Regions from separate parts of the Homo sapiens genome. Here regions 1 and 2 are each linked to region 3. Evidence: chromatin contacts called from ENCODE Hi-C or POLR2A ChIA-PET data. All regions are on one chromosome and are shown on one strand. Each heading gives the region's core, a stretch centred on a gene start or an enhancer-like site at or near the end of the contact. The rest is flanking DNA. Distances are from core to core; before and after follow the strand shown. Region 1 holds the start of DLGAP1-AS2 (DLGAP1 antisense RNA 2). Region 2 overlaps DLGAP1 (DLG associated protein 1). Region 3 has its middle 48 kb from the start of LPIN2.

Region 1 (2,700 bases), core at 38-2,537, 540 kb before region 3:
GGAAACAGAAAAGACAGACCCAGTGAGACTAAGTAGAAACGTATTTCTCCAAATATTTTGACCTACAAAATGCATTTTCCCTGTTGCCCAGTATGTACACAGATCCGGGGACACGCACACACAAACTGAAAGAGGTTTCACAACAAGACTTACTTTTTCTACACAGGATGTACGCTGACATTTTCTACCTAACATTTTGCATTTTCTAAATGGTGAAACTGCATGACTCATCTTATTTCACTACCCACTAAGTGACAACTCAGAGTTGGAGAAACCTTGAGTTAAGGAAGTTGCTGTGATACTCCAGAAGATAACATTAAAACTGTAGGATCTAGGGAAGCAGAAAGATGCACAGAAGGATGTGGAATGACTCCACAGGGATTTAAGAGACTGGAGAGAAGGACCCAAAGGAGTGCTTACAGATAATGCTGAGTTTTGGCTTGAACTCGGGGCAGATAAAGGGATCGTGTACTGAGATGGGGAACCTTAAGTGAAAAATAAGGAGGGTAAAGGTATCACCACTTGAGAAATGCCCGATTCTTTTGTGTGTATGTGTGTGTGTGTGTGCGTGTGCGTGTGTTTGTAAACATAAATATGCTCCTTAATTTGAAGTACATCCCAAGAAAAACATGTAACTCCAGAAAATGTCCAAGTTTTATTAAAAGAAGAAGGGAAATGGCAGAAATGGAAAGAAGGGAATCAGTGGGGAGGAAGGAGTGGGCTCTAGCACTTAGGCACAAGACTCCACTTGGAAAGGACAGGCAAGATTCAAATCCCCGAGGGAACAGACAGCCCATATCAGACTCACCTGATGCTTCACTGCAGCTGCCATGGGGCTTTTATAAGCTGGGAATGGGTTAAGCATAGTCCCAGCTGTTCATTCAGCCACGATGTTGGCAGGAGTTAGCTTCTTTACACATAAAGTTGGCATCAAATTTGGAATTCACAATCACTAGTTCACGAACGTCACAGGCATTTCTTAGGCGCTTCTTATATAAATGGAAATACCATTAACTTTCTTCTTCATGCACGCTCTCTGACAGCATCGGGTCAAAGGAACTTTTTTCCTGCCTCTTTTCATAGCTTCCACCGCCCCATCCTTCTTCTAAATCTTTAATTTTGCAAAGCCATAGGGAGTGGTGGTAGCCTGTGGCGAGTTGAAGATTTTGAACAATAGGTGTTTCTGAGCTGGATTTATTGAAAGGGTCTTGTCTGTGTCCTGGGGGAGATTGTAAATGAGATGTCAACAGGAGCTCTTTTGTGTGGATGGCATTCATCCTGAAAGACAGGAATTCCCTTACTGTGCTAGTATTTAAAGTACATTTGTTGCTGCTTTTGCTAAAACTTTTCATCCAACTGCCGGAGCTAACAGCAATGAATGAGTCACTTGGTGTGATTGTAACTTCCTTCCCTCCTTAGCAAAGCAATGACTCAGTCATTTACATTTAGAAAGGAAGGCTCCTAAGAAGATTTCTTGGATTTTCATCAGCTTGAGCCTCTTTTCTTGACCATCACGTGGGCCTGATCTGTCGGCAATCCTGTTAACCCAGGGTGAGGGGAGTCTAGCCGGGCTGCTTTTCTCACTCCCTGGAAAACTTTTTGCTGTTTTGCTCGTTTCTTTTTTAAATCCAAGGAGAAAGACAAACACAATTTCCTGCCTTAAGCCCTTTTCCTTTCTCTCTCCCTCCGCCTTTTTTTTTGTAAAGGACAGGCAATTTCAGTTTACTATAATTACCCTGGGCTGAGGTTTGACTCACTCCACCTTTAGATGATAAGGCAACCGTTTTATTACTTCGCAGCCAGGTGCCTGAGGGTGACAAGACTTGCCTTTATCTGGTGACCTGACAAGGTTATCAGCAACTGCAAATGGGCTGAACCTCGGAGCAGGGACCATCAAAACGCTTCCCTCTCCTTGATCCATTTCCCAACCCTTTATTGGTAATTCATTTCAATCCGAAGACTAGCTCTAGTTTCTGCAAGTTCTTCCGCATTCCTACACCTTAGCTCTGTCCTCTTGTGTTCTCTTTGGAACACAGGCAGCGGCAACAGCAATCTTAATTATGAGCAGTCAGCTGCCCCCATGAGCCCAGAGCACGACCATGAAGTCTCAACCACAGTCCAGCACACAACACGCAGGATATATTTGCGTCCTCTGGCTTAGTCGATTTGCAGTATTTATAGTTGCTTTTTCAGAGTCGATACTTAATAACGTCTTTGACCTATGATGCTAGAAATCCCTCCAAAATAAAATCGTATTGCTTGTATCTTCTATGGTTCCTTTTGAAAACTGGAATATAATCCGCACCAGGAGGCAGTGCTGTGCTGGAGATAATAAACATATCTAGTGCTCGATCTATTTATATCTGCAGTTCATGAATTTATTTGTCTACCAACACAAGTTTCTTTGTTTTTTTTTTTTTTTTTTTTTTTGGACGGAGTCTCGCTCTGTCGCCCAGGCTGGAGTGCGGTGGCGCGATCTCGGCTCCCTGCAAGCTCCGCCTCCCGGGTTCACGCCATTCTCCTGCCTCAGCCTCCCGAGTAGCTGGGACTACAGGCGCCCGCCACCACGCCCGGCTAATTTTTTGTATTTTTAGCAGAGACGGGGTTTCACTGTCTTAGCCAGGATGGTCTCGATCTCCTGACCTCGTGATCCGCCCGCCTCGGCCTCCCAAATTGCTGGGATGACAGGCGTGAGCCACC
Region 2 (2,935 bases), core at 208-2,707, 530 kb before region 3:
CGACCCAGGAAGTCCAGCTGGCTTCACCTCTCAATTCTTGCAGGGAGCGGTGGCTCATGCCTGTAATCCCAGCACTTTGGGAGGCCGAGGCAGGTGAATCACCTGAGGTCAGGGGTTTGAGACTAGCCTGGCCAACATGGTGAAACTCTGTCTCTACTAAACCCACAAAAATTAGCCAGGCATGGTGGCGCAGGCCTGTAATCCCACCTACTCCAGAGGCTGAGGCAGGAGAATTGCTTGAACCCGGGAGGCAGAGGTTGCAGTGAGCCGAGATTGCACCATTGCACCTGGGCGACAAGAGCGAAACTCCGTCTCAAAATAAAAAGAGAACGTCACTCTTAAACAAATCAGATGTTTCACTTACTGTATAGAAACTGCTCGTTTTCTCTTTTTCTCTTTCTCATTTTCTCTTTCTGTTTTGACCAGGCAAGACAAACATATTGGCTGGTGTTTCACCCTCCTTCAGTCTCACTCTTATGTGTCACACACCTGCTGGTGCTCAGACCTTCTCAGTGGGTTCTAAATCTTTCCTGGCACTGAATTCTGAGAGTAGAACTGAAACCAACCAACCAACAAACAAAATACCCTTAGGAGAGAAGTGTGGGTTTAGGGCTTAGCAAATCTAGGAAAGGGGGATGTTGGGGAAAATGGAAGGATTTCGTTGTATGAGTTTTGGAGTGCAGAAGAATTGGAAAATGAAGAAGGGGAACTATGGGGAAGTGTGAGTTGTGATTTGAATCCCTTTCCTCTCCTTCAAATGGCAATCTTAAGCCGGGCATGGTGGCATGCGCCCGTTGTGCCACCTATTCAGCAGGCAGAGGGGGAGGATCTCTTAAATCTGGGAGTTCAAGGCCAGCGTACACAGCACAGTGAGATCCCGTCTGTAGTTGAAAAAAAAAAAGCAGTCATGAAGATTTGAATTCCTTTTACCTTCCTAGCCCATGACTGGACAGTGCCGCTCACTGCAGTGAAGCCTCATAATAACGAGTAAAGTCCCTCAGCATAACAGCATGGGAGATGGTTCCTGTCCTTAAGTCTCATAATAATGAGTAATGCCCCTCCGTATAACAACATGGGAGATGGTTCCTTTCCTTAAGCCTCATAATAATGAGTAATGTCCCTCCGTATAACAACATGGGAGATGGTTCCTGCCCTCCATTCAGCTCCCTTATTCGAAGTTGGGGGGGATCTCAAAATCTTATCTTCTTTGGGTGTTGGGGGCTGGACCACCCTGTTGGAGAAGCCATGTCTCCAGTATTCTCCCTGTCCAGTCTAACCATGGTAGATGTCAAGCATTACTGGAACTCTGCCAATGTCCCTGTTGAGCAAGGTATCCAGAGTTATCCCTATCGATAGCGAAGATGAGCTGACAACAGCCACCAGGTGGCGTCCAATTGCAGTTGGCCTGGGGAGTGTAGGAGCCGCACTGGAGGCTCAGTCCCCAAGGTCAGTCATGCGTTGGAAACAATGTGAACTAGCCCCTCCCACCCCCACTTATCACATCATGGCAGGATTTTTACTGTATGTCACAGCAAATCAAATGATTCCATATTTGGCTGAATTATCTAGCTTTTTTTTGGAGGGGGACTGTTTGGTTTTGTTTTCTAATTGTGTAGAGATGGGATCTCGTTATCTTGCCCAGGCTGGTCTGCAACTCCTGGACTCAAGCAGTCCTCCCACCATAGTCTCCCAAAACGCTGGGATGACAGGTGTGAACCACTGTGCCTGGCCTCACTGTCCAGTTTGGATTATCCACACTAAAAGAAGAAACCAAGGAGAGCTAACAAGAAGCAATACATAATCCAAAAGATCAGACATTTGATGTTGGAATATGTTATTTAGCTTCTTGAAATATCAGTGGGCGGAATGTCCTGAGAATCCATTTTGAACAAAATAGTGAGTTCACGTTGTAAAGACATGTCTTAGGAGAAGTGGTACAATGCTGTAGTTTCATTCAATTTTAGCAGGGAGAGGTTCTATCCTAATTATGGCTCCCACCCACTCTGGGTCTTCAGCTGAATCACTGAGATGAGCGTTACTCCCAGCAGGACTACCATCACTCATGCCTCTCTGGGAACCAGAGCTCCACCATGGTTTGGATGCAAGAAACTAAATTGAGTGAGGCAAGATATTTACAATGTATATGCACTGGCATTGTTTAGCCAGAGGCTTAGCTGTGGGCTAGTGGGAAGAACCTGAGGCTGGCTGGCTCGCTCCTGACTCTGCACCTTGCAAGCACTGTATTTTCCCTGAGTCGTATTTCCTGTCAGGTGCATTAGCTAAAAAATGAGGAAGTCGACACTTATTGTTGAGCTGCATTCAAATGATAAAGATGGGCCGGGCATGGCATAGTGGCTAATGCCTCTAATCCCAGCACTTTGAGAGGCCAAGATGGGAGGATCGCTTGAAGCCAGGGGTTCAAGACCAGCCTGGGCAACACAACAAGACCCCCATCTCTACAAAAAATAAAAAATTAGCTGGATGTGGTGGTGCACACCTGTTAGTCCCAGCTGCTCAAGAGATTGAAGTGGGAGGATTGCTTGAGCCTAGGAGATCGAGGCTGCAGTGAGCCATGATCGTGCCACTGCCTTCCAACCTGATGACAGAGTGAGACCCTATCTCTAAAAAAAAGAGAGATGAAGTTGTGTGTTTCATGAGTCAACATAGATGGGAAGTTCTCCTGGGCTGGGCCTCTGCCAGTCATCCACCCAGGGAATGAGGGGTGACTGCCTCTATGTCATGCACCTTGTCTTTCCCCATCCCAGAGTCCATATGATATTGTAATGAGACATTTGCTTGATTTATTCCTCCAATACTCAGGCAATCCCTGGGAAATAGCCAAACATTATTGTCTCCATCTATTTTATGGTTAAGGAAATTACTCCAAATCATAGGCCACTGAAACAGCAGGACAGCATAATAGAGTCCTTTTGTT
Region 3 (2,700 bases), core at 13-2,512:
CACAAAAGCCACCCACTCTGCTTGCTAAGAGCTGGTTCTAAGCCGGGAGAAAAGGTGTTACATTGCTGAGCCAAACTGAAGCCAAGTGTTTCCTTTCAGAGACGAGGGGGACGTGTCCCAGAATCAGAGAGTGTTTTATTACATTGACTCTATTTTGGTTGTTCCAGGGCTCATCTTAGTTATCTAAATGTCCCTACTGAATGCACCCATAGTTGCCCACAGGAAGCCTCTCCAAGGAGACCCCCATGCCAACTGCAGTACATATGTGAATGCTCCCTCCATTTCCTTGTTCTTTACAGCTTAATATTCCCGGCTAGAAAGAGCTAACCAGTTCTCGGAACCCTCTTTGCTCACAGGCTTCTGTCAGTACAGGCACCTCTGGTTCATAAGCTTCCCACGCAGTCCGGAGACATTCTCCAGAATTTCACGAGAAGCGTGTGTCTTCCTTACACACTCAAAACCAGGAGCTGAATTGCAAGGAGGCATTTGGCTTCATGAAAGTGAAGACTGTGCAGAGAAAGAAGAGAAGCAACTCGTTGCGGGGGCAGAATCGAGAAATCTGAAATCCTCCTCTCAGGTGAAAGTTTCAGCAGCACTGAAGTACAGATGAAAAAATAATGAAAATGAAACCAATTCCTTGTTTTCATCTCAAAACAGAAAGAAAAAACAATTACCTCTACGTCATTCTATTAAAAACACGGGGCATTGCCTGGGCACGGTGGCTCACACCTATAATCCCAGCACTTCAGGAGGCCAGGAATTTGAGACCAGCCTGGGCAACACAGAGAGTCCCCGTCTCTACCAAAAACAAAAAATAAAAATAAATTAGCTGAGCATGGTGGCACATGACTGTAGTCCTAGCTACTTGGGAGGCTGAGATGGGTGGATGCTTGAGCCCAGGAGCTCGAGGCTGCAGAGAGCCATGATCGTGCCACCACTCTCCAGGCAGGGCAACAGCAAGACTCTGTCTCCAAAAAAGACAAACCATAAGATACCATTTCTTCCATTCATTCATTCATTCAACAAATATTTACTTGGTGTGGGTCAGGCCCTGTTCCCCCAGGCCCTTCTGACCTGCCATGGTAGAAAGCCCTCTGTCCCTAAAATTCCTGCCTTTTTGCCAGGTTTATGTCCAGCACAAGTGGAAAATCACCAACAGCTTTGACCTCTGAACAGACACTGCCGGAAGTCATGGAAGTGAACTGGGGTGAAGAATTGGTTTTTTCCATCTCACTCAAGTGTGGCAGGACAGTTGCTCTGTAGCACCGGCGGCCAGGAAGTGAGGGGGAAGAGGCAGGAAATGTGTATTGGCTTCTACACATAAACTTCGTATCTATAAAGAATGAGACTATTTTGTTTAAACGTTTTTAGTTGGAATGTTTCTCAATTTTGTATTTCTTGAGGCTCTTAATTTTGTTTCTTATCTGGGCTGCATTATGGTGGTTAACATTTCAAAAAGTGGTTGAGCATTTCTAACGCTGTGTAAAAAAAGATTGTTGCCTTTAAATACAAGGCAGCAAAGAAAAAGAAAAGCTGTAAGTAAAAATATAGGCCAGGCACCGTGGCTCACGCCTATAATCCCAGCACTTTGGGAAGCCGAGGTGGGTGGATCACCTGAGGTCAGGAGTTTGAGACCAGCCTGGCTAACATGGGGAAACTTTATCTCTACTAAAAATACAAAAATCGTCTGGGCGTGGTGGTGCACGCCTGTAATCCCAGCTACTTGGGAGGCTGAGGCAGGAGAATCATCTGAATCCAGGAGGTAGAGGTTGCAGTGAGCTGAGATTGCGCCACTGCACTCCAGCCTGGGCAACAGAGCGAGATTCCTTCTCAAAGAAAACATAAAAATATAAAAACATAATGATAATGAGAAGCCATTTTAGCTAGAGTAATAGAAAAAATTCATTTGCATTTTAAAATATGGTCATGCTAAAATCACTTTAGCTTTTAAATAGACACTTTGATGTCCCTGGTTCTACTAGAACCTGTCAGTGACATTTGAACAACTTTTATGAAGTAGAAGCAGATTGATCTCCTGCATAGCTAAGGTTCAGAGACAATTTGTCTCATTTTCACTCTATTTTGATAATACAAAACTAAAATAATGAGGAAATGTATCACCATAAGGCAGAGGTTATTAAGTGTTCAGACCTTTGTTGATAAATAATTTAAAGCAAAATAAGTCCAAAGACTAGGGGAAGTTAAAAAAAAAAAAACCCACATGTCACTTCAAATGTTTATTATAGTGGTATGCTGTAGAGTTATTGTTGTAAAGTATTGTTACTGTGTTATTTGTGTATTATATAGAGATATATAGAGATACAGTTGTTTATTATTGTTATAGTAATATTATCTTGTTTTATGGTTGTATATTATAGAGCTACAAACATAATAAAAATTAGAAAACTTGAAAGAAATTGTATAAAGGCCTTAATTCAGTGAGACGATTGGAACTGCTCTCATTTCTGTGGTAGCCACAGTAACAGAAATTCAGCGTGTCCTTTGTCAACACAGGAAGTTTGTTACAAAGACATCATTCAAAACAAGAGTCAAATTCTGGGAACTCCCTTTAAAATGAAAAGGGAAAAAAAATCAGAAAGAATTTACTTTTATAGCCTTTAAAGTACTTTTTGTAGAGATTAGGCTAGTCACTGCAAAATAAATAAATAAATAAATTCTAATTCAATTCACTTCTTCTAT

What was found. A loop is a pair of places that touch in the nucleus more often than their neighbours do. ChIA-PET counts read pairs that join two places held with the same protein, here RNA polymerase II (POLR2A). Pooled maps may share reads with other maps.
Region 1: a loop to region 3 is called in a map of natural killer cell, with 7 times the contacts of the local background. The contact joins the promoter of DLGAP1-AS2 here to the enhancer-like site in region 3. A Hi-C loop is called at or near these places in 4 of 168 maps with a recorded cell type or tissue (CD8-positive, alpha-beta T cell, naive thymus-derived CD4-positive, alpha-beta T cell and natural killer cell), 3 of 37 single-sample maps with no recorded cell type and 11 of 50 pooled maps. POLR2A ChIA-PET finds 5 or more read pairs at or near these places in 5 of 52 experiments (CD4-positive, alpha-beta T cell, CD4-positive, alpha-beta memory T cell, activated CD4-positive, alpha-beta memory T cell and 2 more).
Region 2: a loop to region 3 is called in a map with no recorded cell type, with 8 times the contacts of the local background. The contact joins two enhancer-like sites. A Hi-C loop is called at or near these places in 3 of 168 maps with a recorded cell type or tissue (CD8-positive, alpha-beta T cell and naive thymus-derived CD4-positive, alpha-beta T cell), 5 of 37 single-sample maps with no recorded cell type and 13 of 50 pooled maps. POLR2A ChIA-PET finds 5 or more read pairs at or near these places in 5 of 52 experiments (CD4-positive, alpha-beta T cell, CD4-positive, alpha-beta memory T cell, activated CD4-positive, alpha-beta memory T cell and 2 more).

Annotation. Positions count from the first base shown.
Region 1 is chr18:3,602,324-3,605,023 of GRCh38, reverse strand. DLGAP1-AS2 (DLGAP1 antisense RNA 2) reads right to left here and starts at 1,287. Exons shown (of 3, transcript NR_119377.1): 1 at 809-1,287. The region is part of intron 7 of DLGAP1 (DLG associated protein 1); the gene reads left to right. RefSeq lists enhancers at 231-300, 678-1,471, 497-1,696, 1,472-2,266, 2,267-2,700.
Region 2 is chr18:3,584,458-3,587,392 of GRCh38, reverse strand. All of the region lies in intron 7 of DLGAP1 (DLG associated protein 1), which reads left to right. Among named protein-coding and RNA genes, the nearest start is that of DLGAP1-AS1, 8.2 kb to the left of the region's middle. RefSeq lists an enhancer at 286-455. Within about 2 kb of position 1,457, at least 6 of the 41 ENCODE cell types and tissues checked have a DNase peak (open chromatin) inside an H3K27ac peak, as active enhancers do.
Region 3 is chr18:3,059,298-3,061,997 of GRCh38, reverse strand. No RefSeq gene overlaps it. Among named protein-coding and RNA genes, the nearest start is that of LPIN2, 48 kb to the right of the region's middle. RefSeq lists enhancers at 556-685, 1,053-1,347. Within about 2 kb of position 1,262, at least 8 of the 41 ENCODE cell types and tissues checked have a DNase peak (open chromatin) inside an H3K27ac peak, as active enhancers do; they include CD4-positive, alpha-beta T cell, CD8-positive, alpha-beta T cell and natural killer cell, where a contact is called at or near this core.